2 separate regions of the Homo sapiens genome follow, and region 2 is linked to region 1. Evidence: chromatin loops called from intact Hi-C (ENCODE). Cell type or tissue: HepG2. All regions are shown on one strand. Each heading gives the region's core, and the rest is flanking DNA. Links, peaks and the distances in the headings are about the cores only.

What was found. Hi-C counts contacts between places; a loop is a spot of excess contacts. Peaks named below come from ENCODE experiments on the same cell type or tissue, not always from the same donor. Only the 100,000 strongest peaks of a DNase experiment are listed, where the experiment ranks them.
Region 2: a loop joins it to region 1, with 13 times the contacts of the local background. A loop is called at or near these places in 12 of 110 quality-filtered maps.

The regions. Positions count from the first base shown.
Region 1 is chr3:156,142,411-156,158,515 of GRCh38, reverse strand. All of the region lies in intron 1 of KCNAB1 (potassium voltage-gated channel subfamily A regulatory beta subunit 1), which reads right to left. Among named protein-coding and RNA genes, the nearest start is that of KCNAB1, 30 kb to the right of the region's middle. In HepG2, for the core only: CTCF peaks have their summits at 6,513 and 7,845; a DNase peak (open chromatin) is centred at 6,485.
Region 2 is chr3:155,987,779-156,003,883 of GRCh38, reverse strand. It overlaps the pseudogene SETP14. Among named protein-coding and RNA genes, the nearest start is that of KCNAB1, 120 kb to the left of the region's middle. In HepG2, for the core only: CTCF peaks have their summits at 7,732 and 8,130 (motif pointing left); a DNase peak (open chromatin) is centred at 8,123.

The sequences.
Region 1 (16,105 bases), core at 4,660-12,659:
AAAATAGTCTATATGATCCAAGGTTAACTGTAAAATAGAAGCACTTTGATAGAATGCATTTCAGTGTCTTGTTTACATGAGAGCCCAAATTTTTCTCCTGGTTAATTTCAGTGTAAGAGTATTTATTTGTAAACCTCAGTAGAGATATGACTAACGAATCCCAACACTTGTTTTGGTTTTAGATCTGAGCTATCTCACCTTATCTCAAAAAGAATTTCAAAACCATATATCTTAAATTCTTAAAATCTAATAGAATTAATGTTAAATTTTATTTTAATTACATTTTTGGCCCATTTATTTATTTATTTATTTATTTATTTATTTATTTATTTATTTTTTATTTTTTTTTTTGAGACAGAGTTTCGCTCTGTCACCCAGGCTGGAGTGCAGTGGCGCTATCTCTCCTCACTGCAAGCTCCGCCTCCCGGGTTCACGCCATTCTCCTGCCTCAGCCTTCCCAGTAGCTGGGACTACAGGCACCAGCCACCGCACCCGGCTAATTTTTTTTGTATTTTTAGTAGAGACGGGGTTTCACCGTGTTAGCCAAGATGGTCTCAATCTCCTGACCTCGTGATCCCCCTGCCTCGGCCTCCCAAAGTGCTGGGATTACAGGCGGCCCTTTTATTATAGTAATACACATGCATTTGGAATAGAGGAAAGGAAAAAAAATAATCCACCTTTCTAATGCCTAAAAATAGCAACGGCTAATATTTGTGTGTTTTTCATCCTGTTCTTTTTGTTGTGACTTTTATAATTTAATGGTATCCATTTTGGTTGTTAAGCATAATATCTATGTTATTTTGACTGAAAAATTGAGCTGTGGGTCAATATAAAAGATTTAATTGATGTGGAACATTCTACACATGCATACGCATACACACCTCAAGCAAATAGAATTTCTGAATAAAATATAACAAAATTAATTTAAATGCAATTTTATAACCTATAAAGGGACATTTCCAGTTGTCAAAACAAAGGGAGCACTATAATATAAAATATACCATAGAATAAGAGCACAATGTCTTTCTACTCTCAATCAGGGGGCAGAGATGCTGTTTCATGAGACAGATAACTTATGAGTATTATTTTTAATAATCCAGCTTTATAAGTATCATCATTTGTGGAAAACCTTTCTGTATTCTGCTCATAGGTAGGGCCAATTTCTTATGATTTTTTTCTATATGTTCATAAGTAGGAGGAAATTCAGAGATGCTGCTCAATGGATGGTAGTCAGAGTTCTGTTAAGTAGGAGTTCAGAATTAAATTTTAAAATGTTCCTACATGCATATATGGGTCTTTGCTTTCTCCTTTCAAGCATAGTGCTGTGTAGAAAGTAAGATACGTTTTTCTCTCTGCTCTTATAAATAGTGGCCTCCATGTTCCTACATCCAATGGTCTCTCTCAGTCCTCACCTTACTTGACCTAGCAGTAGTATTGAACATACTTGATCTTTCTCTCTTTTGTTTGATCCTGACACCCCACTATCTTGTCTCTCTCCTGCCTTTCTGCACACTCATTCTCAGTTTCCATTGCTGGTTCCTCTTCATCTCTCCTACCTCCTCACATTGGAGAGCCTAGGCTGTAGTCCTGGGGCTTTTGTTATAATCTCTCTCTACACTTACTTGCTTATCTCATGGCTTTATGTTCTCGCAATATACTGATGACTCCAAGATTTATATATTTATATTTATATTTTGAGCATGAATCTCCAGTCCATACCACTCCCATGAACTTCAAACTTTTATCAACTTGACACTGTTCTCTAATAGGCATTTAGACCCAACCTGTCTAAAAAGTAAGTTCCTACTCTTCTTCCCTCCAGATCCACTCCCCTGAAATCTTTCTCATCTAATTTAAGGGCAACTTGTTGGTCCCAATTGCCTGAGCTGAGAAGCTTAAAGTCATCTTTAAGTATTCCCTTTATTGCATATCATATCCATTTATTTTTCAAATCCTCCTGATGCTACTTTTATAACAGTTCCAGAATCCAACTACTTCTCACCATTTCCATTCTGGTTTAAGCTGCTGTTACCTCCTTCCTGGGCAATTATGGTAACTTCTTAACCAGTAACCCTACTTCTACTTTTCAGCCTATTTTCCAACATAGCATTCAGACAATCCTTTTAAAAAATAATTCAAATCATGTCACACCCTTGATCAGTATTCACAAAAGCTTCCATCTCACTCAGACTAGAAGCCACCACCTTTAAAATGGCCTACACATTTTTGTACAATGTGCCTATTGTGCAGTAAAGAATTAATCTTGCCCAAAGAAAAATCTAGCTCCTTGCCCCCAACTCCTGGGAGTTAACCTCTAAGCCCTTGGAATGCCCTACCCAATAAAAATGTCTTTGTTTATCTGGGGGCCTAAGGCCCTACGAGATAGTCTAGGCTAAGTATTTAATTTATGGTGGGAGTCTTGGGCCACATTGTATCAGCCTGAACTCCAGAGGGGCCAGAGACTAAGGTCAAACACACAGGTAGTCAGCCGTGTCTACATGGCCAAACCCAAATAAAAACTCTGGACACCAAGGTTCAGGTAAGCTTCCCAGTTCCTGAGAGAAATAAGCACTATCCACACAACTCCAGTGGGAAAGGACAATTGGAAGCTCCATTCCTGGTTCTCCTGGACCCAACCCTAGGTACCTCTTCCTGATGCTAATTTTAATCTGTATCTTTTTGCTGTAATAAACCACGACCATGAGCATAATGACTTTGCTGAGTTCTGTGAGTCCTTCTAGTGAATCACTGAACCTGAGAGCATTCTTGAGGACCTCCTGAACTTTCAATTCTCCCCTTTACCTTCTTGACATCATTTCTTACTATTCTACCATTCATTCACTCTGCCCTTGACACACTGGCTGTTTTTGTTTCTTTCTACAGACTTTCACACTGGGCTTTTGCATATACTGTTCCTTCTGTCTATAATACTCTTTACCCCGGAAACTTCAATGATTGTCATTTCTACCTCCTTCAGGTACTTATTCAAATGCTGTCTTCTCAGTGAGGCCTTCCTTGGCTATGTTATTTAAAATGGCAACTGCTCCCTGTCACAAATACTCATCCTCCTTCTGTGCTTTGTGTTTCTCCAGAGAATTTATGCTTCTAAAGTATTATAAATTTTATTTATTTATTTTTGTTCATTAACTGGCACGTCCCCACTAGAATTAAATCCTTTAAAAAGCAGAGAACTTAGCCTAAGTGTTCACTGCTGTATCTCCAATGCCTGGAATTGTGCATAACTCAAGGTGAGCACTCAATGGAGAGCTGTTGGATGAATCTGTGTGAGGGGTGGTGGCAGGGCAGGGGGGATAGGTAGATGGTTCAGTAAAAATAGATAGTGTACCAAAAACAGCGAGGCTTGACTAGTGGTCATACAAAATAGCTTTGTAAAGAGTGTCACCAATGTATCATATAATTTGTATTAGTAAATTTGGCTGCATGAACCTGTTTTTCCATCTTGTATAAGAATATGTTTTGGATTATCCAACAATTTAAATGAGACAGTCATGAGACATATTAGGGAAAATATTTAACCCATACAGGATCCAGAACCCAAGAAGTGGTGAACATTAGGTCAGAAATGGAAGGCCCTTGGAGAGGTACCTGTGAAGAAGGGGCAGAAAGAAGATAGCTGGATTCTGTCCACTGTAATGAGTCTCACCCAGGCTCCTGCAGGTAACCAACCCTCTGAAGTAGAAACGCATGACCCCTCCACTGCCATTGCCCAGTCCCAGCAGCACTGACTACCTTTGCTGAGTCAAATGGGCCAGGGTCTTGCCAAAGTGGTAGAGTAGGGCAGACTTAAGTAAGAAAACCCATGGATCTGATGATACCACCAAGGACCAGCCTGCAACTATTAATTACCAGTGAAAGAGTGTTTCAGTTGTAGGTCAAATAGTTGATGGGAAAGTCTGATCTATACCAAGAACAAGAAGTCTAACCAGAACCCACACTCATCCACAATTACTGAATAGACAGAAAATCCTCTGGCGCATTTATCTAGGAGGACGAGTCAGCTAGGAATCCCAACAGGTAAGCTAGCTCTCCACACTTGTCCCCCATAGTTCGGAGGATGACAACTGGCTGCTACAATGAGATGATGACCCCTCCTGTAATAAGATGGAAAGGCGAAATGAGGAAAAGAGTAAACTTAAAGAGGACTTGCCAGTGGGATTGAGGGACAACTGGTAGAAAGGGAAAGAAGAGCTAGCTGGTGGTGAGAGGAGTGGAGAAGGAGAGGCCCATGGCTCTGTAATATGAGTGTGTTAGACATCTGCACTACTATCTGCACTACTTCTGGTGACCTTAGTCAGACTGTAATCAGCTAAACCTCCCTCAGAAAGCACCACCTCTAAGTGGAAACAGGAATTCACACTGAGTGAAAGCAACGAGTGTCTCATTCTGGTCAAGGTAACTCAAGGCCCCACTATGAATAGGCCTGGGCAGCAACACATGGAGAACTTTTTTGGAGGAAAGTACAATGAGAAATCTATGTTACTTAGAGTTTTCCAGATAAACACAACTAACAGGAGATGGATAAATTCATAGATAAATGGATAGATAGGGATTGACTGATTAATTGATTGATTATAAGGAACTAGCTCATGCAACTGTGGAGGCTGAGAACTCCCAAGAATAGCAGTTGGCAAGTTGGAGATGCAAGAGAGCCAATAGTGTAATTCTGATCCAAATCTGAAGGCCTGAGATTCAGGTGGGTCAATGGTGTAAGTTTGGACCCAAAAGCCGGAAGGCTCAAGACTTGACTCAAGAAGAGCTGATGTTTCAGTTCAACTCTGAAAGCAGAAATAGACCGATGTCTCAGATCCAACAATCAGGCAGAAGGAATACCCTCCTACTTGTGAGAGGTCAGCGTTTTTGTTCAACTTCAAATGACTGGATGACGCCCAACCACAGTGGGGAGGGCAGTCTGCTTTACTCAGTCCACCAATTCCAATGTTAATTTCATGCAAAAACACCTTCACAGACACACACAGAATAGTGTTTGACCAAATGTCTGGGCACCCTGTGGCCCAGTCAAACTGACACAAAATTAATCATCACAAACTTAATGAATGATTGAAGTAAATGAGCAAATTAAGGTTAAACAAAATGGATATCTCAGAAGAAACAAACATACAGTGGGCTATGCCATGATGAGCATGATATGGTCACCTCAAAGCATCTTAAAATCCAAGATTTAAGGACCTATTTCCTACGAGAACAATGTCATCCTCAAGTATCACTATCTCAAATAAGGATACTTGGATTTTTGGTAAAGAGAGAAAGTTAGGAAGTGAGCGCTGGGGAGACTATGGATCCTGGTGAAGTGGTGCCCTGTGACTGATATCCAGCGGCTTGTCCTCCAGTGAACATTGAAGGTTTATTTGTTAGACTCCTGCTTAATAATTTATTTATTCAGCAAATATTTATTGAGCTCTACACTAGATGTCAGATTCTGGGAATGCAGTAATTAACTATACAGATAAAATCCCTGCCCTTTTGGAATTCACATTCCAGTGAGAGAGACAGACAATACAGAAATAAACAAATAAGTGCGCCAAAAGGAAAAATAGAGGTAGAGGAAGAAAGTGCTAGCATGGAATGTTACAAAGAAGTTACAACGAGAGTTAACCTTTTGGGAAGTTACGTATAAAGGTGCCCATCTTATACAATGGTCATCTCTGGAAGTAATCATAGCTCTGTTTTGAAACCGTAACTAGCTTCTAGAGGCATGTATTGTCACTATGCACTGAGTTATAGAGTGCCGTAAAATTCCAAAAGCAGGGTGAATCACTGACCTGTTACAAACCCTTCAAATGCTAAACGGAGAGCTTGGATACTTAATGAGCTGCACATTTTACACCCACACTCTACAATTGTCAGAGCTTCTATCTCATCTGCCTTAGCAAATTAAGAGGAATATCATGAAGGAGAAAATGACAGAAGACAATTGGGTCAAAATCCATTGTCTAAAAATGTTCCATCTAGCCCATTGAGAACCTGCATCTTTCTGAAAGCTCCCACCCCTCCCACAGTGGGTTCACCAGAAGCTAAGGCCAGAATCCATACTCCCGTCACTCTGAATCCAGCTGGTATCAGGCCTCTCCTTCGGCTGCCACTTCAGCCTCTTGGGATGGTTTCCTAACCCAGCTCATTTATGGGCACCTGACTTAGGGGCTAGACAATCCTGAGGTAACCGTGTCTGTGGTCCATCAGTGCTCAGAGGGCCTTACCCCTCTTAACGCCTGGTGACTCCCTTTTAACACACCTACCACTAACACCCACCCTCAGGGGATGTGCTGAGCACAGGGACACAGGGGACCGGATTTATGTAGGCTAATAAGGTCAGCAGGCCTATGAGATCCCTCAGCTTTGGGCCTAAAGTTCCAGAAGAAAACGTGGTAACCCTCGCTGGGTAGCTGTGGGAGACACAGTCGTTGTCAGGGACACGGTAACAATATCCAGGAGACCTTCCTGCAGGCATAACAATTGTGTGGCACCACAGCGCCACCTCCCAACCCAAGGCGGACTTGCAATTAGTCATAGTCTTTCCTTTGACCTCCTTCCTATACTAAAATTAATTTCTCCTGAACTGTTCCAGATTGAAGGAGACCTAAAAGATATGACAACAAAATATTGCCATCCAATACTGATCCTGTACAACTGGAGTAAAAAAATGCCACAAAGAGCATTATTGTGTCAGCTGACAAAATTAGAATACAATGGTAGATTAAAATATCATATTTATGTAAATTTTACCAAAGTTGTTAATTGTATTGGGGATAAGAAAATATCATAACTATTAAGAGATACTGAGGACTAAAAAGCCATGATGTGTGCAACTTAGTTTTAAAAAGCTTGGAAAAATAAATGGAGAGGTGGGTTGTAAGGAGTGAGCATGTGAGAGCATGAACAAAAGTTAAAGCAAATGGGGCAAAATGTTAACAATATGTTAAGGAATAAATAGCCCAGATGTGTTCTTTATATTATTTTAGCAACTTTTCCTTATGTTTGAAATTATTTTCAGATAAAAATTTTAAAATAGTTCTGGCCTTAAGTACTAGACAGTTTGTCTAAAAATAACCTGTACTCCCATCATTAGGGATTCATTTCTTTGGATGATATATTTTGCAGACACTCTATTAAAAAGCATCTATATTTTAAAACTTAGGGAGAATTAGTTGGTAACTAGATAAGGAGAGGAAGAGGAATCACTGGATGGGAGGCACTCGCTCTAAGTGTGGAGAGGTGACACGTGATATGTGAAAACAAACAGTGGGTACAGAGGAGGGCCATCTCCTAACTTGGTGATGAGCCAGGCCCACAAGACCATGGTTCTGAGAGCATTGACAGGCTTTGATATGGCCTTCTCCCGTGCAGTCCAGATAGCACACACGTTCCAGTCTGCTCCATCTTAACTGTGTAACAAGGTGCCTGCACCTGAGGTGGGGCTGACACCAACAGAATATTCTCTGAAAGATGGTAGGGGATGAGATGTCTACTTTTCCTTTCTTCACCAGCCATGCCCAGAGGTCTGTGGTGTAGCTCAGAACCCCCTACGCTAGAAAACTCCCAGACATAGAAAATTTGCTCTATAAAATATCTAACTGGGTTAGGTTATAATAACATAGGCTTGCCATGGAATCTAGGCTTCTCAGAACCTTAGGAATATGCTGGTCTTACCTTTTTAATTTTTTTCTCACTATATAAAATTTCCCATTGTCATAATCAAGGTAAATACATAGATTCAAATTTAAGTTCGAGTCTAGGACTGTCTGAATAAAGTTTTCTGCTAGCAGCGTTTCAGGCAACAGAAGAGCTTCCTTTTCTTTATGAAATAGCACATCCCAGTGGCACTCAAAGGCACTGCAGGGAAATTCAGGAATTGTTTTTCTCTTGGGTGAAAACATCTTTGGCCTACAGTTACTCCTCGGTCATGAAAATCAGATTTCAAAATGCTCACTTTTTTTCAGACGAAACCGCTGTCAACAACTTGTATATAAGAAAGCACGGATCCCTGTAACCCAGTATTGTTCTCAAGCCCTGAATTTCCAGTATTTTCGTCATGCTGCATAAACAAAGCAACTTTTATCCTGGAAAACCCCAAGTGGAAATTTCAAAACAGATTGAATATCTGCCCCTCTCAACAATATTTCAAACCCAAGCAGCACTCGTCTCTCACTCTTGCTTAAATTCTAAGCATTTTCTATCTAAACTGACACTTTGAAAACATACTTATTTTAGAATTTCTATTCCATTCAATAGGAAATAACACGTTCTGTTTGTTTTGAATAAGCCCCTTTCACTACGCCTCCACAGCCCTTCACCAGCAGCCTATTCAGGTTTCAAGTAATCACATACGTCCTGAGCCTGAGCCATCTTGGTGTCATCTACTTTCCTCCAGAAATATTGATGCAAGGAGAAAAACAGCTAGAGAGCTCACAGCAAATAAGCACAGGCCCAGAGACTTACCAAATTAGGTCATCTAAAATAAATCATGTGGACATTTTTTAATACAACCCCCTGCATGAGTAGCATTTTTCTAGGCTATTGATTTTCACAGTCACAGCTCTAGCTATTAATACTTTTCAAGCAGGTCTGAGTGTGCCAAGTGTCTCATGAAAAGGGCAGGTCACAAGAACACATGATGAAAGGGTGTTTTTGGTGGGGTTTGGAGGGTCCTGGGAGGATGAAAGTAAGTGCAATTTAGGAACAAATGTAATTTTCAACTTCCACATATGTCAACCCTGTAATACTATGAAAAGGAGAAAGGGCAAGAGGGATAGTCTTTCCTGGGTATCCACTATATGCCTCTTTGAGAGGATGGCGTTACCCTTTGAAGTAGGGTTTTTCAGCTTCATTTTGTAGATAAGGAAGCAGGGGATGAGAGGAGGGAGGGAAGAGCTTGTCTTTAAATCCTTCTGCTAGAACATCATGTTTGCACTGTGACAGAACCCACAGAGAGGGGTTCAGGTGAAAAATTGTTCCTACTTATCTCTGGAGTCTTTGTTTAATGATCAATGAAAACTCTCATTTATGCCTTCAAATTCTCTGCCCTGACATCTCTGAGAAAAGCTGGTAGCTAAGTGAGGTTTCTCTCTAGTTTTCCTTCCCCTTTTTTTCAATTCCATCCCTCCTGCTTCTATGATAGTCCGTAGTAATGTACCATGCTCGGATACTCGAGCTTTTCTGTTGATCTAGCCTGGAAGCTTCCTTCCTGTTTTCTCTTATTTTAGGTCAGGCTTGGACTATGTCCGGTTTCCTTCTTGGTCTACCATCTAGTAGCTTAGATTAGCGTGGCCACCACTCAGCAAGCACACTCCCCTTTTAACAGAAGTCTCTGAGAACTGATGTCTCCAGTCTAGGGAGATCTTCGGACACTGGGGCAAGCTAATGGGAGAGACACTGCAAGCTGGTGGAAGTTTCAGTCCTTTTCATTTCATTCTGGCTCAAATATTTTTGTTCTAGGCACAATGCCAGGCACTGGAAATGCAGCAGTTGATAAAAGATACCTTCGTATTACATCGTTTGAAGAGTTATTTATTCCCACACTTCCTGAGGCCAAGCTGATTAGGAGCCCATGTGTGAGATAAAAAGAAAGAAAAACAAACACTTTCTGAGTAGATCCTAATAGCAACAGCAAAAAAAAAAAAGAAAGAAAATGAAAAAGCAAGTGATGAAAGGAGGGTGATATGTTCAGAATTGTGCAATATTCTATTTTAGGTGTTTATTTTCTGTCCCTCTATCCTTTATAAATAGACACACACTTCTTTTTGGAAATGCTAAAGATGCCTAAGTGATAGATTACTAGGATTGGTTAAAAAGGAGCTTGAAGCAAGGGAGCACTTAGGTTCCCATGCTAGCAGGCAGTGAGCCAAGCACTTTCACATATGTGACTTTATGGATTTCTTATAATGCCATTGTGAAGTAAGTTAAATTAGGCCCATTTTACAGATATGGAAGCTGAGGCTTAACAAGATTAAGTAGCATATTGTATCTAAGATACAGGAGAAAAGATGGGGCTAGAGCACTATTAGCAGGGAAAAGGAAAGTTCCTACTTGCTCTTTGGTTTCTCTCTTTCCCAACTTCTGAATGGATGCACCTCAATCAAGCAACAAGTATGTACCAGCACTTTCTAAGTGCAAAGGCATTGAAGAAGTATAAAATATAAGTTTTAGTCCTCATCCTCAAGGTCATGATGCACAATTTTGACAATAAGATACACACACACACAAATAACTAACAATCTATATCCTATATAGAGAAAAGTCTGGTGGTCAATGCTGTAGGGGCAAAAGGAGACCCTGTGGGTTGGAGTTACCTAGGCAAGTGGGATGTGTAAGAATATTCCAGGTAGGAAAACTAATGATGAGTAGAGACTCAATGATTCTGGCAGAAGGTGGAGGGTAAGCATGCAAAGCAGCAGGACTAAGCAAGTCACAGAGCACAATAACGGGGAGCCTGGAAAAGTAGACAGAGCAGGACGGTGAATATGGCTGGATCTGCAGTATCTCCAGGGTGCGGTGTGTGTTTGTGTGTGCGTGTGCGTGCGTGTGTGTGTGTGTGTGTGTCTTGGCATGTGGTGGGATGGAGGTTGGGGAGCTGGGAATAAATATGGAAAGCTTGAAGAAAGCACTGGAATGAGAACTAAGAGACAGGGGTTCTAGTCCTAGTTTTGTTGCTAGCTAGAAGTGCAACCTCATGCTAGACACTCAACATCTCTGAGCCTCAATTTTCTTCAGCTGTAAGACCAGAAATTGGAGCAGATTATCCTTAAGGCCCATCTCAAGTTAAGAATTCCAAGAGTTTCTCTACTTTTCCCTTTCTTCTTTTATAGCCTTCTCCCTGCCGTCAGCTCAAGGCTTTAGAAAATTTTATCCTTGATTGGCAAATAACACTTATTTTTCTAGAAACAATTGCTTCATTCCATGAACCTGGAGAAGCCCTGTCATTCTTAAAAAAAAGAATAAAAAAGAAATCTGTGTTTTTGTTATTGGAAAATTCTTAAAGCATAGCCCAAAGTGGCCAATATGGTTTCTATTTAAACAATGTCACTTTTTTCCATTATGCACCTATTTGTCTTTACTGAGTTATTATTTGATATGATAGTAATATTAGGGGCTCCACAGGAAAGATCCTCTAGGAACCTTGCTGCTGTGTTTGCTATAAGGATATTGCAAGGATATTATTCCTTACACAAAGAAGAACCTCAAAAGGAACTTCTCTCTGATTTACAGATCAGGAAGAGGTGTGCCATTATGGAGCAACTGGCTTGTCTCTAACTCAAGGACCCTGTAACTTTGTAAAGGGCTCAGTTTCCCTCTTCACAATTTAATGCTGCTGGAAAGCACAGAGCCAAATCCAGGTCTAACTCTTGCAACACATTGGCTTATACACAGCATGGTCCCTCACCCCAGGCTCTCTGTTCCCTTCCTGCTCTTTTGGTCTTTCTTGGCACTGTTTTTTCTATCTTCTTTGTAATTTATTTTTATCTTTCTCAATTATATGCATTTGAGTTCCTTAAATACCTCTGGAAACAAAAAGGTTTAAAAATAAATAAATACAAACAAGTAAATACATAACCTGAGCAACTGAAGGCCTTGCTTTCTAAACCAGGGGTCAGCAAACTATGGCCTGCTGAACAAACCCAGCCTGCCACCTGTTTTTGTATGGCCCACAAGCTAAGAATGATTTTTACATTTTTAGTGGTTTGGAGGAAAAAATAAGATTTGTGATATGCAAAAACTATAAAATTCAAATTTCCGTGTCCATAAATAAAGTTTCATTGGAACATGGCTGTGCCCACTCATTTGCATATCATCAATAGCCACATTCACCCTACATAGCAGAGGTCAGTAGATGTAACAGAGGCAGATACGAACCTGGAGCATGAAATATTTGCTATCTAGCCTTTTACAGGAAAAGTGTTGTCCCTGGATTAGAGCTTCATTTTATATCTGTTTAAGTTTCTCCTGCCAATGTTAGTATTATAAGATTGCTTCAAAGCTAGGTATTTGCTACATCTTAACTCAGTCTAGATATTTTTGGTGTTTTTCTCATAAAACTACTCCTCAGTGTATTTTAACCTTGACTCAGGCTCGTGTTTACTGTCTGGCTTAGAGTTCAGTGCTATGTAATAAAGACAATTAATTTTCAGCCTCTTAGTAGTAAACTGAAGACCCTCTTAGGTAACCATTTTATAGTCACTGATAAAATGAATTTTAAAACTTCTATTTTTGCTGAGATTTCTAAGCCAACAGAAGGATCTACACAGCAACTTGGCACTTTTTACACCACATTCAATGTCCTCCAGTTTCTTTTCAATTGATGCATGTGTTTGCATATTTACTTATTTTTTTTCTCCTCCTGGTCAACCTTAGTTAGAAATAAAACGAAGTCTCCATGGAAACACAACATAATGCTCTCTCACAGATGATCGAGGGACCCAAGCAGCTGGTATTGGGCTAAAGTCTGCAATGGCGTCTGACCAAATTCAGAATGGAAAACAGCTTACCCGGCTCTTCCAGACCTCTCAGAATTCTAAAGCTGAGCATGGAAACCTACACAGATTGTGAACTACTGTGGGTTGTCTTATTCTTTTTTTTTTCCTTTTGAGAATATTCTCTTATCCATTTATATGTTTCACCTAAAGGGTTTCAATCCCTCCCCCACTTAGACTGATGGACAGACACTACAGAGTAAGTGGGAAGAAAACCTCCATTCCCAGTGAGCACCTACTGTATTAGACATTTCTATGTCATGACTGGCCCAATGTCACACAGTTCTAAAACAGGCAGAGCTTGAATTTGAACTCTGGTCTGTTTAACTTCAATGCCCATTTTCTTTCAACTTTACAAGAAAAAAGAAAATAGAAAAAACAAGGCTTAACAGAGGTTGTTTTTTTAACATAGCCATGGTCCCCTGCCCACCCTCTTTTTCCTGAGGGGGAAAAATCATAATAAAGAAGTAAGAATATGAAAGTCAGCTTCTCTCTTAACCCCAACTATGTTTATAAGAAATCAAGGTCTAAAGCTAAGTTGGGGAGGAGCCAAGAGAACCCTGGTTCTCTTTCCTAAAAATCCTTTCCAAATGGTTGCAGGAGAATGTCTTAAATAAGGGCAGTAAGCGAGTGTCTTAAAGGGAGAATAAACAGAGCACTAAGGACATTGGGGAGTGGGTAATGGAGAAATGTGTCAGGAAGATGTGTCAGAGCACAAGCTCATCATAATTTAGAGCCTTGGCTATTTCTTAGGGTTAATGATCAATTAAACTGTGCTTTTCTCCCCTCAAACTGATTTAGGGGCAACATTCTCCTAAGTCCCATTTCTTACTAGGGTGTGATATGGTAGCATACACCCTTGTCCAAGGCAGTATCTGGCATCTCCAAGGTAACAGAGCCTTCCCCACCAAGGCATCATGAAGAGTCGCCCAAAACCTATGGGGAGTATGGAATCCACATAGGTGTCTCAGAAGAGGCTGGGGGATGACTGCTCCCCTCAAGCAGGTGGGCTCCAAGCTCCCACCTTTAGCTGAGGCAGCTTTGCTTTCACCTGTCTGAAGAACGTGTTCCTCTACTTCATAATCCTTTGAAAAATGCTTTCCTAGAACATACCTTCATCTGAACATTGGCACACAGCACAGATCTGTAATTGATATTTAAACTAGACTTTTGAGAGAGAAAGGCATACCCTCTAAAGGTTTATGTAACAATTCATGGTAATACCACCCATCCTATGACAAAGACATGGAGGCAGACTTTTTTAAAAGTGAAATGGTCCATCTTCCCCTTCGCCCGATCTGTGTTCACATCACCATCACTACCACCACTGAGGGTCGAGGAAACACGGAGAAGAGAGAAAACGTGGGGGGACAGAGAAGCAGGCTCCTTCCGGTGACAGATTCAGAAAGAAACAGCAGCATCTCCTCCTCATCCATCCCTCCTCATTCCATGAGCTACCATGAAAAGGTGAGCTCCCCTTCTAAAGCAGGATGTGGTAGGCTGTCCTATCCTCCTTATAAATTGAGAAGAGTTCATTTCTTTTCTGCACAACCCTTTTATTACATAGAGTCTGTGTAAAATACTTTGCTCTCCAGAGAGGAGCCATATCATTGCAAATTGCTTTATGAATATAATTAGCTGATAAATTAGAGCAGCAGCTACTACACTGAAATAGACCTTCAGATTTTGGAAAAATGAAATCACTGGGGACATCTTGTACATGAAAAACAATCTTATGCTGTGCAGAAGTTTTGATATGAGCTAGGACAACTGTTCTTACAATTGCTAAATTGTTTTTTCAGTTTTCAGTACCTTGTCCTTCTGAATAGCTTTTACTCAGCTTCTGGGCTGTTTAAAACTCCAGGCGTACGTAAAGGAAGCACTTGTGCAGGAGCAATAATTGCTCTGAATAGGAAAGATTCTTCCCATCACAGAGCAACTTATAAAGATTACACATCCAACCCTATACCAAGAAAACATTTCTCCTTTTTGTTAATCTTTCATAAAATAAATAATGATATTGGAAGTTTAGTGTACAACCAGTAATTTATCTTGGGTGACACTGATTTAAAAAATAAATAAATAAATAAATAAATAAATAAATAAATAAAGTGCTGTCATTTCAAGGAGAACTTGAACTACTTTATTAGCTATTAGTACAGACCACATGATTCAAGTTTAGAAGAAAATAAGTCTTGAATCCCAGGCAGCATTAAAAAAAAAAATTCTACTCTTAACTTATAAATTCTCTTTCCCTTAAGAAGAATGGAGTCCCCACTCTTCATTTTGACCTGCCAAATCACCTCCCTACTCAGAGCCAAAGATACTTCTTCTGGAGCACATGGTTAGGAGTTTCCACAGATGAACTTGACTGTCTTTTCTGTAACCCTCTGAGAAAAGAGAACGCTTAAAGCTAAAAAAAAAAAAAAAAAAAAAAAAAAAACAAGAATGCAACCCAAGAAGAGGGCTCACTGCATTTTTCCTTCTTTTTCTTACAGGGTTTTGTCTTGCTATTTCAGTCCTTATTTCTTTAATAACAACCTTTGACATCAGTGCAGTGCCCTGGTTGGATGACTTTGCAATCAGCAGTACCTGTATGCCATGCCCGTCTCTGCTCTGGTGGTTTCCTGCAACGAAATTCCATGAACACGTAGAAACTTTTCCACATATTTCTGTTCGGCTGCTCCACTGGGCCTCACAGGTTTGCAGGCCGCCTGAGGCTGAGTCTTGGTCACTGCTAGGTGCCATCTACATTTTAGAGCCGATTCACTGGATTTTGGCAGACCCAGCTTGGGGCTCGGGATGTCTGCACAGGCAGGTTTATACAGATGCATGTTTCAAAAACCCAAGGAAGCAAAGCTAATTGCACGGTGCTTAACTTTAAGACTCACTGTATCTTGCTGTGAATACCTTGGGTTATCTGGCTTCAGTATGTCCCTCAAAAGGTTTAGCTTGTTTTCTTTAGATCTCTCTTATCATTTTTGTAGGCGAGCAGGCTCCTAAGTTCCCGACAGAGCTGTTGGTTGTGTGTCCCTGCCCAGGCCTGTGCATAAAGGAGGCTTTTGGTGGCCAATCACTTTTCTCATCCCTTTAAAGTACTCAGAGTCAAACATAAGCAACTATGTACTGGCCCTGGGGAAAAAAAATATGGGAACTTTTTCCCATGTCTTTCTATTTAGGTAAAAGGAAATATTTTGGTGGGATCTGGGCCAATCTGTTTTTATAAGGACCATAAAGCCTTAGGGATGATTCATGAGTATGTAATGAGACTTCTCTAAATTATTAAATATTTTGTAATCAAATAATTTTTTATACTAGAGGCATGATTCATTTGGGTGAAAGGTCCATTAACCTCTTTCAGATGTTGCTGTCAAATGATAGACAAATATCAACAAGTGGTTGTAAAAGGCAAAGGGTTCACACAAATATGGCTAATTATTTTTGACAAATATGAAGAGCAAATCTGTGGAGGAAGAATAGCTTTTCCATCAAATGGTGCTGGAGCAACTGGATATCCATAAGCGAGGCAAAGCAGAACAGCAACAAACAAAAATAAATGAACCATTGACCTAAACCTCATCTTTATACAAAAATCAACGCAA
Region 2 (16,105 bases), core at 3,199-11,198, 150 kb after region 1:
TGTAAACAAGGCCACTGGGAAGTTAGAACTGGGCAGAGCCCACCACAGCTCAGCAAAGCCGCTCTAGCCAGACTGCCTCTCTAGATTCCTCTTCTCTGGCAGAGCATCTCTGAAAAAAAGTTAGCAGCCCCAGTCAGGGGCTTATAGATAAAACTCCCATCTCCCTGGAACAGAGCACCTGAGGGAAGGGGCAGCTGTGGGTGCAGCTTCAGCAGACTTAAACGTTCCTGCCTGCCGGCGCTAAAGAGAGCAGTGGATCAAGCAGCTGCTAAAGGACAGCTCTGCTAAAGGACAGACTGCCTCCTCAAGTGGGTCCCTGACCCCCATGCCTCCTGCTGGGAGACACCTCCCAGCAGGGGTCGACAGACACCTTATACAGCAGAGCTGCCACTGGCATCTGGTGGGTGCCTCCCTGGGATGAAGCTTCCAGAGGAAGGAGCAGGCAGCAATCTTTGCTGTTCTGCAGCCTCCACAGGTGAGACCCAGGCAAAGAGTGTCTGGAGTGGAACCCCAGCAAACTCCAGCAGACCTCCAGCAGAGGGTCCTGACTGTTAGAAGGAAAACTAACAAACAGAAAGCAATAGCATCAACATCAACAAAAAAGACATCCACACAAAAACCCCATCCAAAGGTCACAAACATCAAAAACCAAAGGTAGATAAATCTATGAAGATGAGGAAAAACCAGTGCAAAAAGGCTGAAAATTCCAAAAACCAGAATGCCTCTTCTCCTCAAAAAAAAATCACAACTCCTTACCAGGAAGGGGACAACACTGCACGGAGAATGAGTTTGAAGAATTGACAGAAGTAGGCTTCAGAAGATGGGTAATAACAAACTCCTCCAAGCTAAAGGAACATATTCTAACCCATTGCAAAGAAGCTAAGAACCTTGAAAAAAGGTTAGAGGAATTGCTAACTAGAATAACCAGTTTAGAGAAGAAAATAAATGACCTGATGGAGCTGAAAAACACAGCACAAGAACTTCGTGAAGAATATACAAGTATCAATAGTTGAATCAATCAAGTGGAAGAAAGGATATCAGAGATTCAATATCAAATCAATGAAATAAAGCGTGAAGACAAGATTAGAGAAAGAAGGATGAAAAGGAATGAACACAGATTCCAAGAAATACGGGACGATGTGAAAAGACCAAACCTACGTTTGACTGGTGTACCTGACAGTGATGGGGAGAATGGAACCAAGTTGGAAAACACACTTCAGGATGTTATCCAGGAGAACTTCCTCAACCTAGCGAGACAGGCCAACATTCAAATTCAGGAAATACAGAGAACACCACTAAGATACTCCTTGCAAAGAGGCACTCCAAGACACATAATCGTCAGATTCACCAAGGTTGAAATGAAGGAAAAAATGTTAAGGGCAGCCAGAGAGAATGGTTGAGTTACCCACAAAGGGAAGCTCATCAGACTAACAGTAGATTGCTCTGCAGAAACCCTACACACCAGAAGAGAGTGGGGGCCAATATTCAACATTTTAAAGAAAATAATTTTCAACCCAGAATCTCATATCCAGCCAAACTAAGCTTCATACACGAAGGAGAAATGCAATCCTTTCCAGACAAGCAAATGCTGAGGGATTTTGTCACCACCAGGCCTGACTTACAAGAGCTCCTGAAGGAAGCACTAAATACGGAAAGGAAAAGCCAGTACCAGCCACTGCAAAAACAAACCAAAATGTAAGGACCATCGAAACTATGAAGAAACTGCATCAACTAATGGCCAAAATAACCAGCTAGCATCATAATGACAGGATCAAACTCACACATAACAATAGTAACCTTAAATGTAAACGGGCTAAATGCCCCAATTAAAAGGCACAGAGTGGCAAACTGGATAAAGAGTCAAGACCCATTGGTGTGTTGTATTCAGAAGACCCATCTCACGTGCAAAGACATGCATAGGCTCAAATTAAAGGGATGGTGGAAGATAGATTTACCAAAATAATGGAAAGCCAAAAAAAAAAAAAAAAAAGAAAAGAAAAGAAAAAGCAGGGTTTGCAATCCTAGTCTCTGATAAAACAGAATTTAAACCAGCAAAGATTAAAAAAGACCAAGAAGGGCATTACATAATGGTAAAGGGATCAATGCAACAAGAAGGGTTAACTATACTAAATATATATGCACCCAATACAGGAACACCTAGATTTATAAAGCAAGTTCTTAGAGACCTACAAAGAGACTTAGTCTCCCACACAATAATAGTGGGAGACTTTAACATCCCATTGTTAATATTAGATCAAGAAGACAGAAAATCAACAAGTATATTCAGGACTTGAACTCAGCTCTGGACCAAGCAGACCTAAAGGACATCTACCGAACTCTTTACCTCAAATCAACAGAATATACATTCTTCTCACCACCACATAGCACTTATTCTAAAATCAACCATATAATTGGAAGTAAAACACTCCTCAGCAAATGCAAAAGAATGGAAATCATAACAAACAGTCTGTCAGACCACAGTGCCATCAAATTAAAACTCAAGATTAGGAAACTCACTCAAAACTGCACAACTACATGGAAACTGAACAACCTGCTCCTGAATGACCACTGGGTAAATAATAAAATTAAGGTAGAAATAAATACATTATTTGAAACCAGTGAGAACAAAGACACAACGTACCAGAATCTCTGGGACACAGCTAAACCAGTGTTTAGCGGGAAATTTATAGCACTAAATGCCCACAGGAGAAAGCAGGAAAGACCTAAAATCAACACCCTAACATCACAATTAAAAGAACTAGAGAAGCAGGAGCAAACAAATTCAAAATGTAGCAGAAGACAACTAATAACTAAGACCAGAGCAGAACTGGAGGAGATAAGAGAAATGAAAAACCCTTCAAAAAATCAATGAATCCAGGAGCTGATTTTTTGAAAAGATTAACAAAATAGATAGACTGCTAGCCAGACTAATAAAGAAGAAAAGAGAGAAGAATCAAATAGACACAATAAAAAAGGATAAAGGGGAGATCACCACTAATCCCACAGAAATACAAACTACCGTCAGAGAATACTATAAACACCTCTACACAAATAAACTAGAAAACCTAGAAGAAATGGATAAATTCCTGGGCACATACACCCTCCCAAGACTAAACCAAGAAGAAGTCGAATCCCTGAATAAACCAATAACAAGTTCTGAAATTGAGGCAGTAATTAATAGCCTACCAACCAAAAAAATCGCGGGACCAGACAGATTCACAGCCTATTTCTACCAGAGGTACAAAGAGGCGCTGGTACCATTCCTTCCGAAACTATTCCAAACAATAGAGAAAGAGAGACTCCTCCCTAACTCATTTTATGAGGCCAGCATCTCCTGATACCAAAACCTGGCAGAGGCACAACAAAAAAAGAAAATTTCAGGCCAATATCCCTGATGAACATCGATGCAAAAATCCTCCAAAAAATACCAGCAAACCAAATCCAGCTGCACATTAAAAAGCTTATCCACCATGATCAATCGGCTTCATCCCTGGGATGTAAGGTGGGTTCAACACACGCAAATCAATAAATGTAATCCATCACATAAACAGAACCAATGACGAAAACCACATGATTATCTCAACAGAGGCAGAAAAGGCCTTCGATAAAATTCAAAGCCCTTTCATGCTAAAAACTCTCAATAAACTACATACTGATGGAACATATCTCAAAATAATAAGAGCTATTTATGGAAAACCTACAATCAATATCATACTGAATGGGCAAAAGCTGGAAGCATTCCCTTTGAAAACTAGCACAAGACAAGGATGCTCTGTCTCACCACTCCTATTCAACATAGTATTGGAAGTTCTGGCCAGGGCAATCAGGCAAGAGAAAGAAATAAAGGGTATTCAAATAGGAAGAGAGGAAGTGAAGTTGTCTCTGTTTGCAGATGACATGATCATATATTTAGAAAACTCCATCATCTCAGCCCAAAATCTCCTTAAGCTGATAAGCAACTTCAGCAAAGTCTCAGGATACAAAATCAATGTGCAAAAATTAAAGCATTCCTATACACCAATAATAGACAAACAGCCAAACAGCCAAATCATGAGTGAATTCCCATTCACAGTTGCTACAAAGAGAATAAAATACCTAGGAATCCAACTTACAAGGGATGTGAAGGATCTCTTCAAGGAGAACTACAAACCACTGCTCAAGGAAATAAAGGAGGACACAAACAAATGGAAGAACATTCCATGCTCATAAATAGGAAGAATCAATATCATGAAAATGGCCATACTGCCCAAAGTAATTTGTAGATTCAATGCTATCCTCATCAAGCTACCATTGACTTTCTTCACAGAATTAGAAAAAAACTACTTTAAATTTCATATGGAAACAAAAAAGAGCCCATATAGCCAAGACAATCCTAAGCCAAAAGAACAAAGCTGGAGGCATCACACTACCTGACTTCAAACTATATTACAAGCCTACAATAACCAAAACAGCATGGTACTGGTACCAAAACAGATATATAAACCAATGTAACAGAACAGAGGCCTCAGATATAATGCCACACATCTACAACCATCTGATCTTCGACAAACCTGACAAAAACAAGCAATGGGGAAACCACTGTCTATTTAATAAATGGTGTTTGGAAAACTGGCTAGCCATATGCAGAAAACTGAAACTGGACCTCTTCCTTACACCTTATACAAAAATTAACTCAAGATGGATTAAAGACCTAAACATATGACCTAAAACCATAAAAACCCTAGAAGAAAATCTAGGCAATACCATTCAGGACATAGGCACGGGCAAAGACTTCATGACTAAGACACCAAAAGCAATGGAAACAAAAGCCAAAATTGACTAATGGGATCTAATTAAACTAAAGAGCTTCTGCACAGCAAAAGAAATTATCATCAGAGTGAACAGGCAACCTACAGAATGGGAGAAAGTTTTTGCCATCTGACAAAGGTCTAACATCCAGAATCTACAAGGAACTTAAACAAATGTACAAGAAAAAAATAGCCCCATCAAAAAGTGGGTGAAGGATATGAACAGACACTTCTCAAAAGAAGACATTTATGCAGCCCGCAAACATATGAAAAAAAGCTCATCATCACTGGTCACTAGAGAAACGCAAATCAAAACCACAATGAGATACCATCTCATGCCAGTTAGAATGGTGATCATTAAAAAGTCACGAAACAACAGATGCTGGAGAGGATGTGGAAAAATAGGAATGCCTTTACACTGTTGGTGGGAGTGTAAATTAGTTCAACCATTGCAGAAGACAGTGTGGCAATTCCTCAAGGATGTAGAACCAGTAATACCATTTGGCCCAGCAATCTCATTGCTGAGCATATACCCAAAGGATTATAAATCATTCCACTACAAAGACACATGCACACGTATGTTTATTGCAGCACTGTTCACAATAGCAAAGACTTAGAACCAACCCAAATGCTCATCAATGATAGACCAGATAAAGAAAATGTGGCACATTTACACCATAGAATACTATGCAGCCATAAAAAAGGATGAGTTCATGTCCTTTCCAGGGACATGGATGAAGCTGGAAGCCATCATTCTCAGCAAACTAACACAAGAACAGAAAACCAAACATGGCACGATCTCATTCATAAATGGGAGTTGAACAATGAGAACACATGGACACATGGAGTGGAACTCCAGGGCCCATTGGGGATTGAACGGATAGGTAAGGGATAGCATTATAGAAATACCTAATGTAGATGATGGGTTGATGGGTGCAGCAAACCACCATGGCACGTGTATACCTATGTAACAAACCTGCACGTTCTGCACATGTATCCCAGAACTTAAAGTATAAAAAGAGAAAATACAAGCAAATTTAAAACTATTTGCTGATAATTATGTCATTAACATCCTTGAAGTCAGTGAAATTTTTCTTTTACAATCATTTTGGATTGGTCACTTATCAACAGAAATAAACATCAGAATAAAATTATAACAAATAATCAATTTATTATTTCATTTAATATTCTCCATTTTCTTTTCTTTTCTTTTTTTTTTTTTTTTTTTTTGAGATGGAGTCTTCAATTGTCACCCAGGCTGGAGTGCAGTGGCGCGATCTCAGCTCACTGCAAGCTCCACCTCCCAGGTTCACGCCATTCTCCTGCCTCAGCCTCCCGAGTAGCTGGGACTACAGGCGCGTGCCACCATGCCTGGCTAATTTTTTGTATTTTTAGTAGAGATGGGGTTTTACCATGTTGGCCAGGCTGGTCTTGAACCCCTGACCTCATGATCCGCCCACCTTGGCCTCCCGAAGTGTTGGGATTACAGGCGTGAGCCACCGCACTTGGCCCATTTTCTCTTTTTATGTATGTAATCTTAAGTACAGGTATTAGGCAGGAATGACTGAATTTTTTTTTTTTTTTTTTTTTTTTGAGAGGAAGTCTCACTCTGTCACCCAGGCTGGAGTGCAGTGGCGCGATTTTGGCTTGCTACAGCCTCTGCTTCCTGGGTTCAAGCAATTCTCCCACCTCAACCTCCCAACTAGCAGGGACTACAGGCGCCTGCCACCACACTCAGCTAATTTTTGTATTTTTAGTAGAGACAGGCTTTCGCCATGTTGGCCAGGGTGGCCTCAACTCCTGACCTCAAGACATCTGCCCACCTCAGCCTTCCAAAGTGCTGGGATTACAGGCGTGAGCCACTGCGCCCGGTGAGGAATGACTGAATTTTAACAAATGTTATTCTGAGCTGGCAGGAAAAAGTGTTGAAAACTTTGAAATGGGCAAATAAGATTACTGGGTGTCTTGTCCAGTGGTGCATCTTGCAACCAGACAACTCTGTAAACATAGGTCACTGCCAGCAATGCAAATGACTCCTGTTCACAGACTGCAAATGAATTTTGCCAGGGAGAAGTGCAAAATGACATCCATTTTTTTCCAAGAAGCCAGTTTTGCATTTATTAAGCAAATTCATTTCAGCATTCCTCATTGCCAATATATGGGTCTGATCTTTGAATTCTCCTGGATTGTTTGTACATATTACTGGTTCCCATTAATTAACGAATTAAATAAAATTCATTTACATTTTTCATTTTACACTTGTATTAGAATCATAATTTTATCATAATCATAATCATAATTCTCCTCAAAACTGTCTTTTCAACAGATCCAAGACACCTACACCACCCCCTTCATAAGGGGGAATTTTGAATTTCCCTTCAAAAAAAACAGATTAATTAGAAAATCATCCTTCAGAGAACATCACCAAAAAAAAATCACATGATCCTCCACCACCACCACTATTAAATTGTTTCTTTTTTGTTTTTAATGTACTAATTTAATTATAAATAAATTAGCCCATAAAGTTTAAACAATGTATAAGTATATAAAGCAGAGTGATGACGCCTCCCTAAACACTTTGGTATCACTTCCCAAAAGTAACCAATGTTAAAGATTAAAATGAACATTACATATATAGGTAAAAACTATAAGTAAGGAATCACAGGAAGGTAATATGGAGGTAAAATTAAAACTTTGGCATTGAGGTGGGAGTCTAGTTGTTACATTTGAAGTCAGAAAACAAAAATTCTATTCACCTTTTATGGCCTCCTTACGTGTACCCATGTGTTCCTTAGAAGTGCCTGTGGCCTCCTTATTCATACCTGTGTGCTCCTTGTACATACTCGTGGGCTCCTTATATGTATCTGTGTGGTTCTCATAAGAACCTATGTGCTCCTTATGCGTACCTGTGTAAAAACACACCTGCAGGAGGAGCTACACTCAGCCTCTTCAGGGCCATCTCCCATGCACCTTCTCTGGTATGCTTCACTCCTTGAGCATTTACCGTTACTCGTTTACCATTTTGCTCTTGTAACTTAATTCTTATCCTTTACTAATCTCCAAAGCCCAGGTGGAGACCCTCTATCTTAGTGCTCAGGCTTGGCCCCCTTCTAGAATATGACTTCTTTCTTTGCCTTCCAGAAAAGGGGATAAAGCAAATATTCATACCTGAAACCAGGCAAGAAAATGAAAAGCAGACCTGCTGGCAACTAGGCCATAATATTTCCAATTGCATATAAACCACAATCACAGAATAGAAACAATGTCTAAACAAGTCCATTCCAAGCCCGTATTTGGAATGAGACACAGATAAGGCCACTCTGAAATCACAAAAATAGTAAAACAGCCCCCTCTTCTGTCTAACATGAGTGACTGCTTCTCCTTTACCTCACCAAGGAAAACCACTGTCGTCCTTCTATCTTATAGATAAAAATCATTACGATATTCAGTCACAAAATTGCTCCTGCTTCCTGAAACATCCAATTCAGAATTGCTCCCCACCTCCTCAATCCTCCCTTGAATCATCCAGCACACACTCACATACTATGACAAGCTTCTTCCAACTCCTCATCATTTATTTAAGGTGCTTTCAGTCTTGCAACAGCAAGAAAAATAAGTATAATTTCTTCGTACTACAATAAATGTGTTCCTGATGGTCCTTCATTGGTGGGCTTTAATGTATAAATACTTATTTACTTTAAGGGAATATTAAATTTGATTCTGGTCTTCTAGTAATGCTTAAAAATGCTTCCCTCTGCATGTTCTGTGTCCTTCCATGTCTAATAAAGAGTCATATTGCAATGCACTTTCATATGCATTTTCTCACTTTAATTTAGCATCAAACATCTAAAGCAGGTAAAATTAATGTTTTTGTGCTCAACATTCTTTAAGGTTGAGATTTGCCTGAGTTCATTCAGAAAGTTGTGAGCAACGCCATGTAGAGTTCTGAATTCTCTACCCCTGAGAACAATCTAACACAGGGAAAGTGATCAATGAAAAGGCCAAAAGTTTACATTTATCTCCTCAAAAAATACACTGAGTGATGCAGGAGCTCCCAGAGGGGCAGCTCGATTGGAATGCACATGGGTTCAGGAATAGTGGCCACTGACACCTGAGCAACGGGCAGTTCCACATTAAGTGGAAGGCTAGTCAAATAACTTACTCCTTTTTCTTTCTCCTAGGTTCATACATACATCATCTCATTTTTAATGAGATGATGAATGAGATGTATGTACATTTAATGAGATGTATGTATGAACCTAGGAGAAAGTGTAATCCCAGCTCTTTGGGAGGCCGAGGCAGGAGGATCAGTTGAGCCCAGGAGTTCAAGACTATAGAGAAAATCAGAACTCATGACAGAACAAGTTCCAACAATGCTATTAATTAATTTAATTGCTTCTCCAAGAAGACGAGGGATCAGACATCTCCAATCCCTGACTCCTTTAACACTCCATCAGTCCCCCTCTTTAGCTAGCACCACACCAGGATTCACCTTATTCCCAGCCCTTAACCCTCCAACCTCCACATCCCTCCCCCAATTTCACAAATGGAATAAAGCTCATGAGGCTTCAGAATAGCACAACGGCCCCTAGAAACTAATTAACCTAACAACCTGCAGCTACACTACCCCATGTATGAGACCAGAAACTTTGTGAGATGTAAAGTCAACAGACACCCCAGTTGGTCATTCAGACTTCCTCCAAAACATTGCTAAGCTCACTGCCTAAGAATAAGCTTTCAGATTCCAGCTTCAGACACAAGCTGCATCCAAAGCTGTCTCCTTCGCCCAAGATATCCGAGGCACTGGCATGGCACTGGGGTTCGCCTTTCTAGTAAATCCCCCCCGGGGAGGTCTCAAGTGGCCTTTTTTACACTGCTTTCCATTTAATAACAGTTTCAATCATCAGAGTTTTTTTTGTTTTGTTTTGCTTTGTTTTTGAGACGGAGTGTCGCTCTGTCACCCAGGCTGGAGTGCAGTGGCACAATCTCGGCTCACTGCAAGCTCCGCCTTCCGGGTTCATGCCATTCTCTTGCCTCAGCCTCCCTAGCAGCTGGGACTACAGGCGCCCGCCACCACGCCCGGCTAATTTTTTGTATTTTTAGTAGAGACGGGATTTCACCATGTTAGCCAGGATGGTCTCGATCTCCTGACCTCGTGATCCACCCGCCTCAGCCTCCCAAAGTGCTGGGATTACAGGCGTGAGCCACCACGCTCGGCTCCCCAGAGATGTTTTAATAGCAGTTAACATGCGAAGGAAAAGGTCTTAATCCTTGATAGCAGAAGATTCCATGTCTCCTATGCAAATGTCACCATCATTATCCCAGCAAATTTTGAACACCTTGTTCCAAAGGATATGTATTAGAACCTAAGTCTCACTAGCTGCAAAGCCCTTACTTTTTCCACTCGCTGGCATAAAACCAATGAAAATTTGAAATACTTCAAAAAAAGACCACTGCTAGAGACTATACCCGCATTGACCAAGAACTATCAAATGACACGTTCACGCTCTCCTGCCATGACCTGCACCTTAAATAGCATGAAGACATTTATACAATTGCAAATACAAGGGAGGGTTTCAATTCTTTTAATATATAATATGGAAAGGAAATTGCTTTTCAGTGCATACACATTAACAGAATATCTTCAAGCATATTTCTATTTAGATTGTTATTTGCAAACATTGGAAATAACACATTCTATGAGCTGTCACCAGATGGATCAAACATTTGCACAACTCTCAGCTGAACATCCTAATGGAGCCTTAAAGTCACTATAATATTTGTGTGCACATTTGTGAGGATGTATGTTTGAGCCTAATTTAAAACCCAAGCATTTGATTTCCTCTAAAGAGAAGGGTTTTTGCTTTATAAAAAGCTTTCTGGACATCAAGCGTAAACACACAGCTGGGCATAGTGGCTCATGCCTGTAATCCCAGGTTTTTGGGAGGCCGAGGCAGGAGGATCAGTTGAGCCCAGGAGTTCAAGATCAGCCTGGGAAACATAGGGAGATCCCATCTCTACAAAAAAAATTTTAAAAATTAGCCAGGCATGGTGGCGTGCACCTGTGGTCCCAGCAACTCCAGAGGCTGAGGTGGGAGAATTGCTTCAGCCCCCAAGTTTGAGGCTGCAGTGAGCCATGATTGTGCCACAGCACTCCAGTCTGGGTGAGACAGCGAGACCCTGTCTCAAAAAAAAAAAAAAAAAAAAAAAGCATAAACACATTTTTTTTTTTTTGAGATAGAGTCTTGCTCTGTCACCCAGGCACCATCTCGGCTCACTGAAACCTCCACCTCCCGGGTTCAAGAGATTCTTGGCCTCAGCCTCCCAAGTAGCGGGGACTACAGGCACACGCCACCATGCCTGGCTAATTTTTGCATTTTTAGTAGAGTCGGGGTTTCACCATGTTGGCCAGGCTTGTCTCGAACTCTTGACCTCGTGATCTGCCCACCTCAGCCTCTCAAAGTGCTAGGATTACATGCGTAAGCCATTGCGCCTGGCCCATAAACATATTTTTTAAAGAAAAGTCAGTCTTTCATTTCCAGAACTGGCGGTGATGAGGGGACAGAATATGTTAACTCATGCCATTTCAGTTTTGTCTCAGAGGCATTTACTCTGGTGGTTTTATGTAGAGTCTGTGTCTCACCTCCCTAACTGAACTGCCAGCTTCTGAATACTAGAACTGAGCTTTCTACTTCCTTTATTTTCCTCTTAGGTGGCCATAAGCAAAGGCCAACATTTAATGAGCACCTACAGTAGCTCACTTAATTTTTTTTCAGCAACTGCAAGCACAAACGTTCCTATTACTTTCAGTAAACTCGAGCTCAGAAATTTGAGACACCCATGATCCCAAGGCTAGAAAATGCAGTTGATGCTTAAGATTTCAGGTGAATCTAAGATCCACCCACTATACTATAGTATATTATTACCCAGAGACACATTTGTGGTCTTCCTATTTTGTTGTTTTCAGTGTGCTGATCATCTCCACTCAAAATCCTCCTGCACATAACTGCTGGATGACCTACACCACCAGGTATGCTATACCATATCTATGCTATGCCTCATTCTATGCCTTACCCCAGCGTGGTGTGAAAAGCAGGTGCTATTTACTGAAACCTAATGGTTCATAAGGCACCCATACTTCTTCCTTCTGTTTCCAAGAACATCAACTCCCTGTGTAACAATTTGAAAAGCCACCTAACAAATTGACCAGACTGGCAACTAATTTCCAGCATTTGTTTATCTGATAGAACCATGATCAGAGCAGTCCAAAGAAAAAATACAAACACAAGATCTCATCACAAAAGGAAGAGGCCAACCTAACAACTACCTGGTGGGAATTAGAGCCACGTGTCTTACACATATGCTCAGCAAATACTTACAGAATTAACAAATGACCCAAAACTAAGGGACAAACCTTGCTCTGTTAAGCATTGTGAAATACTTCAGACACTCCTGAACTAGAAGCATTAACATAAAGCAAAAGATATTGGAAAAAAAGATGTATACAATACGCTATTTCCATTTTTTTCACAAAATCCCAGCACTGCAGGTGTGACGTCTCTTTGGCTGGGGAGGTGAGCACAGGAGACTTAACAGATGTTGCTTTGCAGCCAAGTTGGAAGAGCTGAGCGGTTGTTCTTGGCTTCAGGGGACTGAAGCTGCAGTGGTTTGTAACAAATTGGCTGATTTTTTCTGCTTTAAAGGCTGAACTAATAAAAAGTCTTTGAAAATCCAAATGGTGAGGGAAAATGAAAAGTCCAATAAATCCAGTCTGCTGGGAGGCCCTCTGCTGAGAAGACTGCCGAGGCTTCCATTCCCATCCTTTGTGTGTGTTTTCTCTAAATATTACAGTTGCTGTAAAACTTTCATATGGTAAAGGCCAGAAGGGGCTTCTCAGACTCTGCAAATGAAAGGCGGTAAAACTCTTTAGTGACCCAGATTTCAGCTTATCATTAACGCACCTCCTCGAAGGTGCTTCACACACTTGGCTAGATCTGCACAAAGTCAATTCATGTAAAAACAGGCAGAAAATGAAGAAAGAGAACAAAGGGGCCTTGTAAAATCCAACCACCATCTGCCTCTTCAAATCCAGCAGCACTAGGGTGGCTCATTTGCAGGAGTTTTCCCTCTGGCTTTCCAGAAACACACTTTTTAGGCAAAGGTGGTGTAGGTCATCCAACAGTTTCATTCAGGAGGATTTTGAGTGGAGATGATTAACACACTGAAAACAACAAAATAGGAAGACCACAAATATGTCCCTGGGTAACAGGAAACTGCAACTACTAGATTAGTGTTTGGCATTGGAGAGCTCAGATCAGGCCTAACAATGGGATTTATTCCATCTTCACAAGTTTGAAAAAAATAACTAGAGGAGTTGTCTTTGGCCAAAATGTAAAGAAATATAGTAATCCCTGACTTACCTATGATTTTGCTTTCTTTAGTTTTAGTTACCTGTGGTGAGCCACAGTCTGAAAATATTAAATGAAAAACTCAAGAAATAAACAATTCACAGTTTTAAATTGTATACCGTTCTGAGTACCATGATAAAATCTCATGTCATTCCACTCTGTTCCCTCTTCATCACAATAAGAAGGATAAGGCCAGGCATGGTGGCTCATGCCTGTAATCCCAACACCTTGGGAGGATAAGGCAGGTGGATCGCTTGAGGCCCGGAGTTTGAGGCCAGCCTGGCCAACCTGGCAAAACCCTGTCTCTACTAAAAATACAAAAATTAGCCAGGCATGGTGGCTTGTGCCTGTAATCCCAGCTACTGGGGAGGCTGACAGAGGAGAATCGCTTGAACCCAGGAGGCAGAGGTTGTAGTGAGCCCAGATTGTGTCACTGTACTGGTGACAGAGCAAGACTCTGTCTAAAAAAAAAAAAAAAGAAGAAGGATAAGTACATTACAAGGTATTTTGAGAGACAGACCACATTCACATAACTTTTATTACAATATATTGTTATAATTGTTCCATTTTATTATTAGTTACTGATGTTAATCTCTTTCTGTGCCTAATTTATAAATTAAAGTTTATCATAAGTATGTATGTATAGGAAAAAGCATAGTACAGTTATGCACCCCATAAAGATGTTTCAGTCAATGACAGACCAAACATACTATGCTGGTCCCATAAGAATATATACCATATTTTTTACTGGATCTTTTCTATGTTTAGAAATGTTTAGATACACAAATACTTACCATTGTGCTAAAATTGCCTACAGTATTCAGTACAGTAACATGCTATACAGTTTTGTAATCTAGGAGCTATGGGCTATACCATATAGCCTAGGTGTGTAGTGGGCTCTGACATCTAGGATTGTGTAAGTACACTCTGTTATGTTCATGCAATGATGCAATTGCTTAATGATGCATTTCTCTGAATGTATCCCCATTGTAAAGCAAGGTATGACTGTATATACAGGGTTTAGTACTATCCAAGGTTTCAGACATCTGCTGGGAGACTTGGAACATATCCCCTGCAGGTAACAGGAGACTAGTGTAGTAGCTCTTTTTTTTTTTTTTTTTTAGTTGAAGTCTTTTATAACTTTAGGTTTACAGAACTGAATGTATAATATTCCTGAATTCACAGTATGCGATCATTGGTGGCCCCTGCAAGGCTATTGTATTCTATTTCAATTTGTTTTATGTTAATTTTCTTTATTCCTCCTTCCAATCCCAATCTCTTTCCAGGTATAGACACCCACTCTACTATATTTAAACTTTGATTTTCAAACCATCTTTCATGCATATTTATTTTGATGCATATATTTACATTGCAATATATAAACCTTATTTATATGGAGCATCTGTCTGCTGCATAATATTCCTTTAAATATATGTACCATGTTTTATTTGTACATTTCTCTAGAGATGGACACCTGTGTAATTTCAGATCTTTGCTAGTTCAAGTCATACTGCTATGAACATTATCATGTGTCTGTTTGAGGACATCTTTTTGTAAAACTCTATGCGAGTGATTCTCCAGATGTTGACATTTCTCCAGGCATAGAATTTCTAGGCATGGTATTTATGTATTCTTTTTTTTGTGTGTGTGTACACATTTAGTTTTATTGTAACAAAGCAACTTGTACACTTTTAATGTTTAAAACTGAGCATCATCTTTCCTTTCCAGTGAAACAAAAAGAAAATTTAAAAATAAACAGGAACAAAATTACAATAGAGAATGTCAATTCCAAATAAGATCCTACAGGTTCTGCTGATTCTCCCATTGAGTGGCAGGGCTCAAGTCATCATTAGGAGACAATTTATTTTAAAAGTGTCATCTTAAACTGCAAGGATGTCTGTCAAATATCACAATTAAACATGCCAAAGGAGAAGCCATGTTGTCAAAATGCCCACTTAACCCACCCAAACATCTCAAACCAACCCTTTGCTGACCTTCTATAACCCCATTTTTTTAAGTTTTTTTTTTCTTTTTTTAAACAAGAGAAAGTAGACAGATACATATTGGTAAATGCTAACTGTCCATATTCACATAGAGACACAGTGTACTCTCTGAGCCCAATATACAGAGAAAGGAGGAAGAAAGCTAGAATTCTATGCACTACTACACAGGGGCCTAGCACCCTCCAGCTTCTAGCAGAGCGAAGGGAGCAGGTTTTTCTTTTTTCCCACAGAGCTCGGTGGTGTTGATTCCATACAGTTTTTGTTCAGACAGGAAGGGATAAAAATGAACTTCGAACAGAAAGGGGTAGAGACTCTTTTCCCATTGTATTCTGCTCAAGGTATTTCCCCCCAAATAAGTTGAGAACCATGGAGCAGAGAAAAGAGACCTCAAGAACAGGGTGACAGAGCACAAGAGGGAAAAAAAAAAAAAAAAAAAAAAGACTGCAACTTGCTCCCAGGAACTGGAGAAAATTTAAAAAAAGGAAGGTTGGAATCCATCAGTGTTCTATTTAGTCATCTTCTCCTTCATCCTCCTCTCCTTCCTCCCCTTCATCATTATCTTCATCTTCTTCACCTTCATCCTCATCCCCTTATTCATCAATATCTTCTAATCCTTCCTCCTCTTCATCATCATCATCATCTTCTTCTCCTTCTCCTTCTTCATCATCCATATCGGGAACCAAGTAGTACTGTAATGGGTTTGGCCAGATATCATCTTTGATGACCTCTCCTAACTCATCAGCACCTGCATCAGAATGGTCAGTAAACCAGGTAAAGAAGCTCTCTGGTTCCTCATGCTGCCTCTTCCTGCTGGCTTTATTCTGTGTTTGACTTGAACGTTTCGTCAAATCCTTTCCAGATTTCCATTTGATTTCGGTGGACTTCGAAGATGGATCACCACTCTCAT